Linked DNA regions of Homo sapiens: region 2 is linked to region 1. Evidence: read pairs that join two places in POLR2A ChIA-PET (ENCODE). Cell type or tissue: Panc1. All regions are shown on one strand. Links, peaks and the distances in the headings refer to the core of each region. The heading gives the core; the rest is flanking DNA. Region 1 overlaps ARHGEF19 (Rho guanine nucleotide exchange factor 19). Region 2 overlaps FBXO42 (F-box protein 42).

What was found. Peaks named below come from ENCODE experiments on the same cell type or tissue, not always from the same donor. Only the 100,000 strongest peaks of a DNase experiment are listed, where the experiment ranks them.
Region 2: POLR2A ChIA-PET joins it to region 1 with 10 read pairs; 3 of 35 experiments call an interaction of 5 or more read pairs at or near these places.

Annotation. Positions count from the first base shown.
Region 1 is chr1:16,204,334-16,209,703 of GRCh38, reverse strand. ARHGEF19 (Rho guanine nucleotide exchange factor 19) reads left to right here. Exons shown (of 16, transcript NM_153213.5): 2 at 621-1,061; 3 at 1,479-1,760; 4 at 1,927-2,029; 5 at 2,106-2,182; 6 at 2,494-2,756; 7 at 3,364-3,524; 8 at 3,621-3,773; 9 at 4,037-4,166; 10 at 4,279-4,353; 11 at 4,528-4,617; 12 at 4,785-4,945. The coding sequence starts at 650. Among named protein-coding and RNA genes, the nearest start is that of ARHGEF19, 5.6 kb to the left of the region's middle. RefSeq lists enhancers at 466-1,438, 1,439-2,412 and silencers at 2,459-2,908, 3,109-3,178. In Panc1, for the core only: no CTCF peak of the experiment used is centred there; a DNase peak (open chromatin) is centred at 2,953; H3K4me3 peaks cover 2,420 bases; H3K27ac peaks cover 2,167 bases.
Region 2 is chr1:16,290,108-16,295,477 of GRCh38, reverse strand. It overlaps FBXO42 (F-box protein 42), which reads left to right. Exons shown (of 10, transcript NM_018994.3): 4 at 561-695. Among named protein-coding and RNA genes, the nearest start is that of CPLANE2, 56 kb to the right of the region's middle. In Panc1, for the core only: no CTCF peak of the experiment used is centred there; no DNase peak of the experiment used is centred there.

The DNA of each region.
Region 1 (5,370 bases), core at 288-5,287:
ATCTTGGGTGCCTGTGTAAATATCGGACGGGTCAGCGTGTTTGTGAGGAGTTGTCTGTGAATGTATGCGGTTGTGTAAAAATGTGTGTGTCTGTGACTGTGTGAGCCTGAGTTTGAAATGTCTGTATCTATGAAAGTGTACATGTCATTCTATACTTGGGAGAAAATGTAGTGTGGATGTATATGTTGGGAAATGGATTTGTGTGACAATGTATGTATTTGCATGTCTGGTGACATGTCAGTGTGTTTTAGAGAAGTACAAGGTGGTTAAAATCATCGATTTCAAAGCTAGAACGGCCAGGTTAGAATCCTGGCTCCACCATTTACCAAATAACCTCTCTGTGCCTCAGTTTCCTCACCTATAAAATGGGGATAATAAGAGCATCAACTCACAGCGTTGTTGTGAGGATTAAATGAGATAGTATGTGTAAAGTACTTGGCCTATCATTCAGGCAATGCCAAGCAAGTATCAGCTATTTCTATATAATTAGACATGTGAGTGTGTTTGTGGAGATGTGTGTACACAAGTGTACACAGGGGTTTGTCCAGGCCTCCAGGGGTGGTGGCTTACTGGCCAGCCCCACTGTCCTCTGTCTAGGTCTGATATCTTCTCTTCTGCAGGGCCAGGTGGGTGGCAGAGCAAAAGAGGAATGGACTGTGGGCCACCTGCTACCCTCCAGCCCCACCTGACTGGGCCACCTGGCACTGCCCACCACCCTGTAGCAGTGTGCCAGCAGGAGAGTCTGTCCTTTGCAGAGCTGCCCGCCCTGAAGCCCCCGAGCCCAGTGTGTCTGGACCTTTTCCCTGTTGCCCCAGAGGAGCTTCGGGCTCCTGGCAGCCGCTGGTCCCTGGGGACCCCTGCCCCTCTCCAAGGGTTGCTATGGCCATTATCCCCAGGAGGCTCAGATACAGAGATCACCAGCGGGGGGATGCGGCCCAGCAGGGCTGGCAGCTGGCCACACTGTCCTGGTGCCCAGCCCCCAGCTCTGGAGGGACCCTGGAGTCCCCGACACACACAGCCACAGCGCCGGGCCAGCCACGGCTCGGAGAAGAAGTCTGCCTGTGAGTCACCCTGGGGAAGGCGGGTGTGGGTGCCATGGCAGGGGGATAGGGGAGGGGCTGGGCAGCTCCTTAACCTTTATGTCCCAAGGTTCCCCCAAAAGTCAGGACAAGTGGTAGATTAGTGATAAGGAAACTAGTGGGGCTCAGGGAAGGCAAGTGACTTGTCCAAGGTTATGCAGTGAGTGAGTCACCATTCTGGGCAGCCTGATCCCTCTGTCTACTGCAGCCAGGCCCTGTGCTCTCCTTACCCCTCTCGTGGACCCCAGGGCTCTGGGGACCAGATGCTAGCAGAAACACAGGCCCTTCCCTTGGGCATGGTGCCTGAACCTCCCCAGGTGCTCAGGGCCAGGGGCAGCAGCAGGGAGGAGGTTGGGGGAGACCCCAGCCCGTGCTCTCACTCCTTGCCCCCAACCCTAGGGCGCAAGATGCGGGTGTACCAGCGTGAAGAGGTCCCCGGCTGCCCCGAGGCCCACGCTGTCTTCCTAGAGCCTGGCCAGGTAGTGCAAGAGCAGGCCCTGAGCACAGAGGAGCCCAGGGTGGAGTTGTCTGGGTCCACCCGAGTGAGCCTCGAAGGTCCTGAGCGGAGGCGCTTCTCGGCATCGGAGCTGATGACCCGGCTGCACTCTTCTCTGCGCCTGGGGCGGAATTCAGCAGCCCGGGCACTCATCTCTGGGTCAGGCACCGGAGCAGCCCGGGAAGGTACCAGCTCCTCCCATGGGCCCTGAGGGCAGCCAGATGCCGGGTGGGGGTGGGGGTGGGCGATGCCCACTCACCGGCCGCCTGAGGCCGTCAGGGTGCCTGGGCCGGGGCCCAGGCCCCAGGCCCACTCTCTGGACCCCCCACCCTCAGTTCTCGCCCTCTCCAGGGAAAGCATCTGGAATGGAGGCTCGAAGTGTAGAGATGAGCGGGGACCGGGTGTCGCGGCCAGCCCCTGGTGACTCACGAGAGGGCGATTGGTCCGAGCCCAGGTACCACCTCCCGTTTGGGCTTGGGTCCGAGACAGGGTGCAGGCGAACTAGGGCCGTGACGCTCTCTCTTTCCTAGGCTAGACACACAGGAAGAGCCGCCTTTGGGGTCCAGGAGCACCAACGAGCGGCGCCAGTCTCGATTCCTCCTTAACTGTACGTGGGAGGGGGGTCCCTGGGAGGAGGTAACGGAGGAAGGGGCTGCGGTGTGGAAACGGGGAAAAGAGGGTTTGGAGAGTTGAGAGGTAGGGATCGAGTGAGAAACGGAGAATGGAACTGTCGGTATCTAGCACTCAGTAGGTGCTCAATTTGTTTATGGAATGAATGAATGAATGAATGAATTCACTGTGTCCAGATATCCGAACCGCGGCAAAGGTTAAGTGACGCGGGCTCTTGAGGGAACCGAGGAAAAGCCGGGCAGGGGCTGGCGGGCGCCCCACGCTCTCCCCCGCCCGTCTTTCCCCCAGCCGTCCTCTATCAGGAATACAGCGACGTGGCCAGCGCCCGCGAACTGCGGCGGCAGCAGCGCGAGGAGGAGGGCCCGGGGGACGAGGCCGAGGGCGCAGAGGAGGGGCCGGGGCCGCCGCGGGCCAACCTCTCCCCCAGCAGCTCCTTCCGGGCGCAGCGCTCGGCGCGAGGCTCCACCTTCTCGCTGTGGCAGGATATCCCCGACGTACGCGGCAGCGGCGTCCTGGCCACGCTGAGCCTGCGGGACTGCAAGCTGCAGGAGGTGGGCGCGCGCGGGGACCCGGCGGGGCGGGGGCGGGCCGGGGAGTACGCGGTCCGGGGACTTAGCGGGAACCGGGCCATAGAGGGAGGGGGACACACAAAGGGGGTTGCTGGCGCGACTGTCCGCGCGGAAGGTTGGCTCTAGGACCTGACTACACGAGGCCGTCTGGAAGCGAGGACAGCAAGCCGCTGAGCGAGAGGCGAGGGGAGCCGGGCTTGGGTGCGGGTAGGGGGCGGAGCCAGCGGGACGAAACCTAGGATAGGACAGGGCCGGATGAGGAGCGGAACCATTGGAAGAGCAAACGCCTGGTGGGCGCGGAACAAGGCGGGGCCAGGATCAGGGGCGGGACCTGGGGGGTGGGCGGGGCTCTGGGAAGAACGCGTCGGGGCGGGGCTTAGGAGAGGGGCGGGATCGAGGACAGGAAAGGCTTGCACAATTTCCCGCGGCGGGACGTGGGTCGCCGGGCCCGCCCGGCGCCAGATTAGGAGTGGGGCTAGAGAAGGGGCGAGGACGCGAGGTGTGGCGTCCTGGGGTCTGGGGATGTGAGGCCAGGGCCTCCGAGGTGAACTGGTCCTGCCCTTTCGACCCCGTGTGTGCCCTCCCTCAGGCCAAGTTTGAGCTGATCACCTCCGAGGCCTCCTACATCCACAGCCTGTCGGTGGCTGTGGGCCACTTCTTAGGCTCTGCCGAGCTGAGCGAGTGTCTGGGGGCGCAGGACAAGCAGTGGCTGTTTTCCAAACTGCCCGAGGTCAAGAGCACCAGCGAGAGGTGAAGAAGTGGTCTGGCCTGGCCCGGGGTGGGGACGGAGCCAGTGGTTGGCCAGCTCCCAGATCTGGGGTCTCCATCCTGGCTCTGACTCCTCAGGTTCCTGCAGGACCTGGAGCAGCGGCTGGAGGCAGATGTGCTGCGCTTCAGCGTGTGCGACGTGGTGCTGGACCACTGCCCGGCCTTCCGCAGAGTCTACCTGCCCTATGTCACCAACCAGGCCTACCAGGAGCGCACCTACCAGCGCCTGCTGTAGGGCTGGGGGCTCTGAAAGGGGCGGGGGCGTGGAGGGAGTCTCAGGCAGGTGTAGGCACTGAGGGCTGGGTGACGTAAGGTGACTCTGGGAGGGGAGGGGTCCCTGAAAAGGTCTCTGTGACCAGGATAAGGTGAGATGCAACCCCAAAGGGCAGTAAGGATGTGCTGAGAAGCCCCCTGAGGACCCCGTGGATGGCCAGGGTTGTGGATCCCAGGAATTCAGGCCTACCTGTGATTCCAGAGTCCTCCCCATTTTCCAGCCTGGAGAACCCCAGGTTCCCTGGCATCCTGGCTCGCCTGGAGGAGTCTCCTGTGTGCCAGCGTCTGCCCCTTACCTCCTTCCTTATCCTGCCCTTCCAGAGGATCACCCGCCTCAAGATGTTGGTGGAGGTACCTCGAGGGGACAGGCCACAGTGAGGGCTGGGCGAGGGAGATACACCTGTGGGCGGGCCGGGTCTCGGGAGTATGAGGACTGCCTCATTGTGCTGATCCCACCTTCCAGAACATCCTGAAGCGGACAGCACAGGGCTCTGAAGACGAAGACATGGCCACCAAGGCCTTCAATGCGCTCAAGGAGGTGAGCTGGGCAGGGCAGGGGCTGCTTGGCTCCTGAGGCCCCCCCTGGACCCCCAGCACGTCTCTAAAACAGCCCCCAGCTGTCAGAGTCTCCGGTCCCCAGGCAAGAGTCTGAGGCTGGGCTCTGGGAGCCGGAGCTGAGGGGCTGCAGGTGACCTCCCCACGGCTCCCCCAGCTGGTGCAGGAGTGCAATGCTAGTGTACAGTCCATGAAGAGGACAGAGGAACTCATCCACCTGAGCAAGAAGATCCACTTTGAGGGCAAGGTGTGTGTCTGCAGCCAGCGGGATGGGGACCCCAAGGGGCAGCTCTTGTTTCTTCCTTGCCCTGGGGGCTTCAGGCCAGTTAATCGCTGCCCACACCCTCCCATCTACCATCTTGTGCTCTCTGCCTGGTGCCCCTGGGCCTGACCCATCCTTCTCCATCCCTCTAGATTTTCCCGCTGATCTCTCAGGCCCGCTGGCTGGTTCGGCATGGAGAGTTGGTAGAGCTGGCACCACTGCCTGCAGCACCCCCTGCCAAGCTGAAGCTGTCCAGCAAGGCAGTCTACCTCCACCTCTTCAATGACTGCTTGCTGCTCTCTCGGCGGAAGGAGTGAGTCGGGGCAGTCAGGGGTGGGTAGGTAAAGTGGAGCCAGGCTCTCTTCCTCCCCACCACTGGGCTTATGACCAGTCCATCCCTGGGCCTGGGAGTCCCTGCCTGTGCCAGGGTATGCTGCCAGGGCACCCTGAGATTTGGAGGCTCCTGAAGCAAAGGCAGAGATGTGAGACAAGTCCATGTTCCAGAAGGGAGAATCAAGGGCTAGACTGTATGCCGAGGACTTGGAGATGCTGTGAGCTTCAGCCAGTAAGAGCAGAGACTAAGAGCATAGCCCTAGAGTCCCAACTCTGCCCTGAGTCACAGCTATGCCAGAAGCCAACATTTACTCAGTACCTACTCTGTGCAAGGCATGCTACGTGGATTATTCCCTTTAATCCTCCAAATACCTCCCTGGGAAATAGGCTTCTCTGTTACTCTCA
Region 2 (5,370 bases), core at 193-5,192, 86 kb before region 1:
CAGATGTTGCAGTGAGCCGAGATCATGCCACTGCACTCCAGCCTGGCTGACAGAGGGAGACTCCATCTCAAAAAAAGAAAGAAAGAAAAAAAAAAGATTCATTTATTGATTTGTGCTTCAGGTTTAATTTGAAAACAAAAACAATAGGAGAATTGGAGGAAAGGAATGGGAGGACAGAGTACATGTGTTGGCATACCTTTGCTTAGCTCTAGAGGATAATGATGCAGATTTAGATCAATTATGTAGCTGTGCTGAAATTTCCCTCATTTGAGCACCTTTAATGTGAATTATTATGTGTTCTTGCTGGACTTACACTGTTACATCATTGTCAACTTGCTTAGTGTGCTCAGAAATAAAATTTTCATAGCTTTCCTCTGGACCTTGTTTTAAAGGGTAATATATTGATCCACTTGGAGACAAGAGGCTGGTAATAGAAATTTGGTACTTGGTAACAAAATTGCTGAATGTGTGAAATAAGCTTTGAAAAATATATGTTATGGTTAAAATGTTGGAAGGGCCTCAGAATTTTCACAGCAGTTATTTGTGTATTTTCTTTCTAGGTGCATGCTATTATGATGCTAATCAGTCTATGTATGTGTTTGGAGGCTGTACCCAGAGCAGCTGCAATGCTGCTTTCAATGACCTCTGGAGACTTGACCTAAACAGCAAAGAGTGGATCCGACCTTTGGCTTCAGGTAAGAGATGAAATGCTGATCTTTGCCTCCTTACCAGGTGACTCCCTTGGCATGGAAACTCTACCTGATCATTTTTGGTGTTGGTCTCAAGGATGGGTTACTGGGACTCAGGTCCTTAAGTTTAATGTGCCATGTAAATGATAATAGTAATATGCTTGTGTAAGTCTTTGTTTTTTGTTAAATTATACTTTATCATTAGTAATGGTGCCCTGCCAAAATTGCTGTACTGCTGTGTGAATTCATTTGCATGGTTTTCTCAAGTATACTCATACAGGTGTGATACATCATTTGGTAGGAGGTTGAAGTAAGAACAGAAACACAGAGTCGTGAGAACTGTAGTTGACTGACAGAAGCTATTGTCCTAGGGCTAAGGTCTCTGAATATCTGTTGTTGTTGCCAGCTCAGATATTTGGGGAGTGTATGGGACGTGCCTCTGCTAGTTACTCTTAACAACCCAGGGGTGTGGGAAGATTCTACAGTAGGTACATTCCTACCCAGTCCCACTATGCCAGAAATCTGGCAGAAAGAAACTAGATTATTTTCTTATTTTTGACCTAACCTCTCCTGGGGGAAAAAATAAAAACAATGGTTTTTGCACTCATGAGGCAGGGCAATTTGAGGAGGCATAGATTGGAGGGGTTGGTGTGATGGAGAAATAGTGTCCACTGAGTATAAAGTATTCTGCTAGATTTTTTGGCAAGCTTTTCCCAAAACATTCATTTGGCTTTTTAGTATTAGGACTCAGTCTTAGGACTAAGGACATTTGGGTTTCCATTGGGCAAGTTCCTTATTTATTTAGGCCTTGCCTTACTACTTTGATTACCAGATAGGAGGCATCATTGTATATTAGAAAGGGCACTGGACTAAGAGTGAGGGGACATGAGTTTCATTTCCTGGCATAGTCACCAATTCTCCATGTAACTATAAATAAGTTATTGCACTTCTCTGGGAGAAATGTGGAGTAGTACTAAATGACTATTTTTAAATGGGCTAAAAAGGCTAGTTTATGTTTCCCTTTCTATAACCGCTACTGTGAATGTCTAGGCCAGGGACTTAAACCTGTTTATGAGAAGAAGCTGCATTTTGCTTCCCTAAAACTTAAGTTCCTGTTCTTTCCACCTACATTAGGCAAATATAGGAGGAGCCTACTGAGTGGATACCATGGGTGGAGCTGGGCTTTGTGTAGATGAAGTTCTTTATTAAAATTATTGGCATTTGGAGGGTAGGAGGGTGGTGGTCCAGTCTGCAGATGGCCACACCAGGAGGAGGAGCTATTATATCCCCTTCTCTTCCACTTCCTGTCACAACCAATAAAGGCCGTTTGTGCCATTCATAAAAAACAAAAACAAAAACAAACCTACAAGCCAGGCCCACTGGCTCACGCCTGTAATCCCAGCACTTTGGGAGGCCAAGGCGGGCGGATCACCTGAGGTCAGGAGTTCGAGACCAGCCTGGCCAACATGATGAAACCCTGTCTCTCCTAAAAATACAAAAATTAGCTGGGCATGGTGATGGGTACCTGTAATCCCACCTACTTGGGAGGCTGAGGCAGGAGAATCTCATGAACCCAGGAGGTGGAGGTTGCACTCCATCCTGGGCAACAGAGCAAGTCTCCACAAAAACTATTGGAATAATAAAGAAATGGTAATCATATAAAAAGTTTGATAGCTAGAACTATTTCAGGGCCCTGAGAATTTTGTACTTTGGAGAATAACCTTTTCTAGCCCTTTATACCATATTGCACTTAGTGCAAATTGATTAATATTTGGAGTTACAGCTTCTGTTTTGTTTTGTATTGTTTTTTGAGACAAGATCTTGCTTTGTCACCCAGGCTGGAGTACAGTAGCACAGTCACAGCTTACTGCAGTCTCAGCTGAGTTATGGATTCTAAAATATAGAAGATCTTCTCAGCTTAAGCATCCTATTGCCACCATGCTTGGGATCTTGTACAGGTCTTATTTCAGAGGAGCTTTGATAGTTTCAGTCACAAAATACTATTACTGTCTTTATTTTGTAAACAAGCTTTATGCCTTTGATAATTTAGCATGGGTGGTGCTCTTTCTTGTTAAAATGGAGCTCTGGTTTGGGGACCTTCATAGCCTCTGCCAACTACTGTGCTTATTTCTCCCTGTAATATGGAGTAAGACTTTTTTTTTTTAAACCATCAAGTTTAAAGACTGCTTTGTGGCTAGGCGAAGTGGCTCACGCCTATAACCCCAGCACTTTAGGAGGCCAAGGCAGAAGGATCCCTTGAGGCCAGGAGTTTGAGACTCACCTGGGCAACATGGTGAGACCCCCATCTCTACAAAAAATAAAAACAAAAAATTAGCCAGGCATGGTGGCATGCCTCCATAGTCCCAGATACTTGGGAGGGTGAGACAGGAGGATTGCTTGAGCCCACAGATATAAGCCCAGACGCCTAGGCGAGAGTGAGACTGTGTCTCAAAAAAAGAAACAAAGAAAGAGAAAGAGAGGAAGGGAAGAAAAGAGGAAGGCAGGAAGGGAGGGAGGGAAGCCAAAGAAAAGGTTATGCTTTGAAATTCCCAAAGTAGAAATATTGGAGAAATAACTGCTTCAATCATTTACATTCTCTATGGAATATGAATTTTTAAAAATAGAGCATTTGGAATATTCCCTTTGACAAAACATACAAACTCCTGAATGTTTAAAGTAATTTTCTAACAAAATGTCTCAAAGAATCTAGTTACTCCCTCATCCTAATCTGCAATTAGAGGCTAGTTTTAGAAGGAGGAAAACCTGAGCTTTTTGAAATGTCTACTTATAAAAAACAATTGTTTAATAAAGAGTCCTGGCTGGGCACAGTGGCTCACTCCTCTAATCCCAGCACTTTAGGAGGCTGAGACAGGAGGATCTCTTGAGGCCAGGAATTTGAGACCAGCCTGGGTAACATAGTGAGACCCTGTCTCTACAAAACAATTAAAAATGAGCCGGGCATGATGGCATGTGCCTGTAGTCCTAGCTACTTGAGAGGTTGAGGTGGGAGGATTGCTTGAGCCCAGGAGTTCAAGGCTACAGTGAGTGATGATTGCTCCACTGCACTCTAGCCTGAGTGAAAGAGGGAGACCCTGTCTCAAAAAATAGCCTGGGCTTGGTGGCTCTCGCTTACAATCCTGGCACTTCGAGAGGCTGAGGTGAGAGGATCACTTGAGGCCAGGAGTTCCAGACGAGCCTGGCCAACATAGCGAAACCCCATCTCTACTAAAAAGACAAAAAATTAGCAGGGCATGGTGGCATGTGCCTGTAACCTCAGCTACTCAGGAGGTTGAAGCATGAGAATCACTTGAGCCCAGGAGGCAGAGGTTGCAGTGAGCCAAGATTGCGCCACAGCACCCCAGCCTGGGTGGCGGAGTGAGACTGTCTCAAAATAAAATAATAAATTAAAAAAAAAAAAGTCCCATGAGATTCTCATTTAGGCAGAAACCCCATGTAAGATGCCCTAAGACAATGTTTCTGTATGCTATCATGAGTCCTAATCAAAATCACTTCCTAACTGAAATGTCAATTAGTCCTTCTGAATAAAACATAGTTGTTTATAAGTCTTGGTGTACCTGACTCACTCATTTTAGTGCATCGAGGTAGGTAGATTGGAGGGTGACTGAGGGGAGGGCACTGTCAGTTGTGAGGTTGTCTTCTAACAGAGTATGTACAGGAAGGTAATAGTTGCTTTAACAGTGTTCAGACTTCAAAAGTGTAGCTGTTGGAGAAGTAAGAGCATCAAGCAAGGAGTGGAACACTTTTGGTTGGGAGTGGAGAGTCTTGATAGAGAATACTGCTGCATCAGATGTCTTTTTACATGTGTATTTGGTTATGTGGTTATGAGATTAGAGCATTCTCCTATTGGTTGGTGTCTTAGTCAGCTCAGGGTGCCATACAAAATACCATAGACTGGGTAGCTTAAACAGCAGAAATGTATTTCTCACAGTTCTAGAGGCTGGAAATTCAAGATGAGAATCTGGCATCGTTGGCTTCTAGTGAGGATTCTCTTCCCAGCTCCTGGTTTGCAGACTGCCACCTTCTCAGTGTGTTTTCATGTAGCAGAGAGTGAGCTCTGGCATCTCTTGTGCTTCTTTTTTTTTTTTTGTCACTCTGTCACCCAGGTTGGAGTGCAGTGGTGCGATCTTGGTTCACTGCAACCTCTGCCTCCTGGGTTGGAGCAATTCTCCTGCCTCAGCCTCCCGAGTAGCTGGAATTATAGGTGTGTGCCACCATGCCTGGCTAATTTTTGTATTTTTAGTAGAGACGGAGTTTCACCATGTTGGCCAGGCTGGTCTTGAACTCCTGACCTCAGGTGATCCACCCACCTCAGCCTCCCAGAGTGCTGAGATTACAGGCATGAGCCACTGTGCCCAGCTTCTTGTGCTTCTTATAAGGGGATTCATCTTATGAGGGCTACCCTCATGACCTCATCTAAACCTCATTGTCTTCCAAAGGCTTCATCTCCACCATAGCATCACCTTGGCGTTAGGGCTTCACCATATGGATTTGGTGGAGGACACAATTCCATCTATACCAGTTGGAATTAATGTAATTTCCCAGTGAAATCTTGTCTTTAGTTCCTTTCAAAATGATAGAAGTGCTCCATCTGGAGGAAGAGTGGTATTGGAGGTAGAGTGGTGACGAGTGTTGGGATGACAGATCTTACACTAAAAGAGAC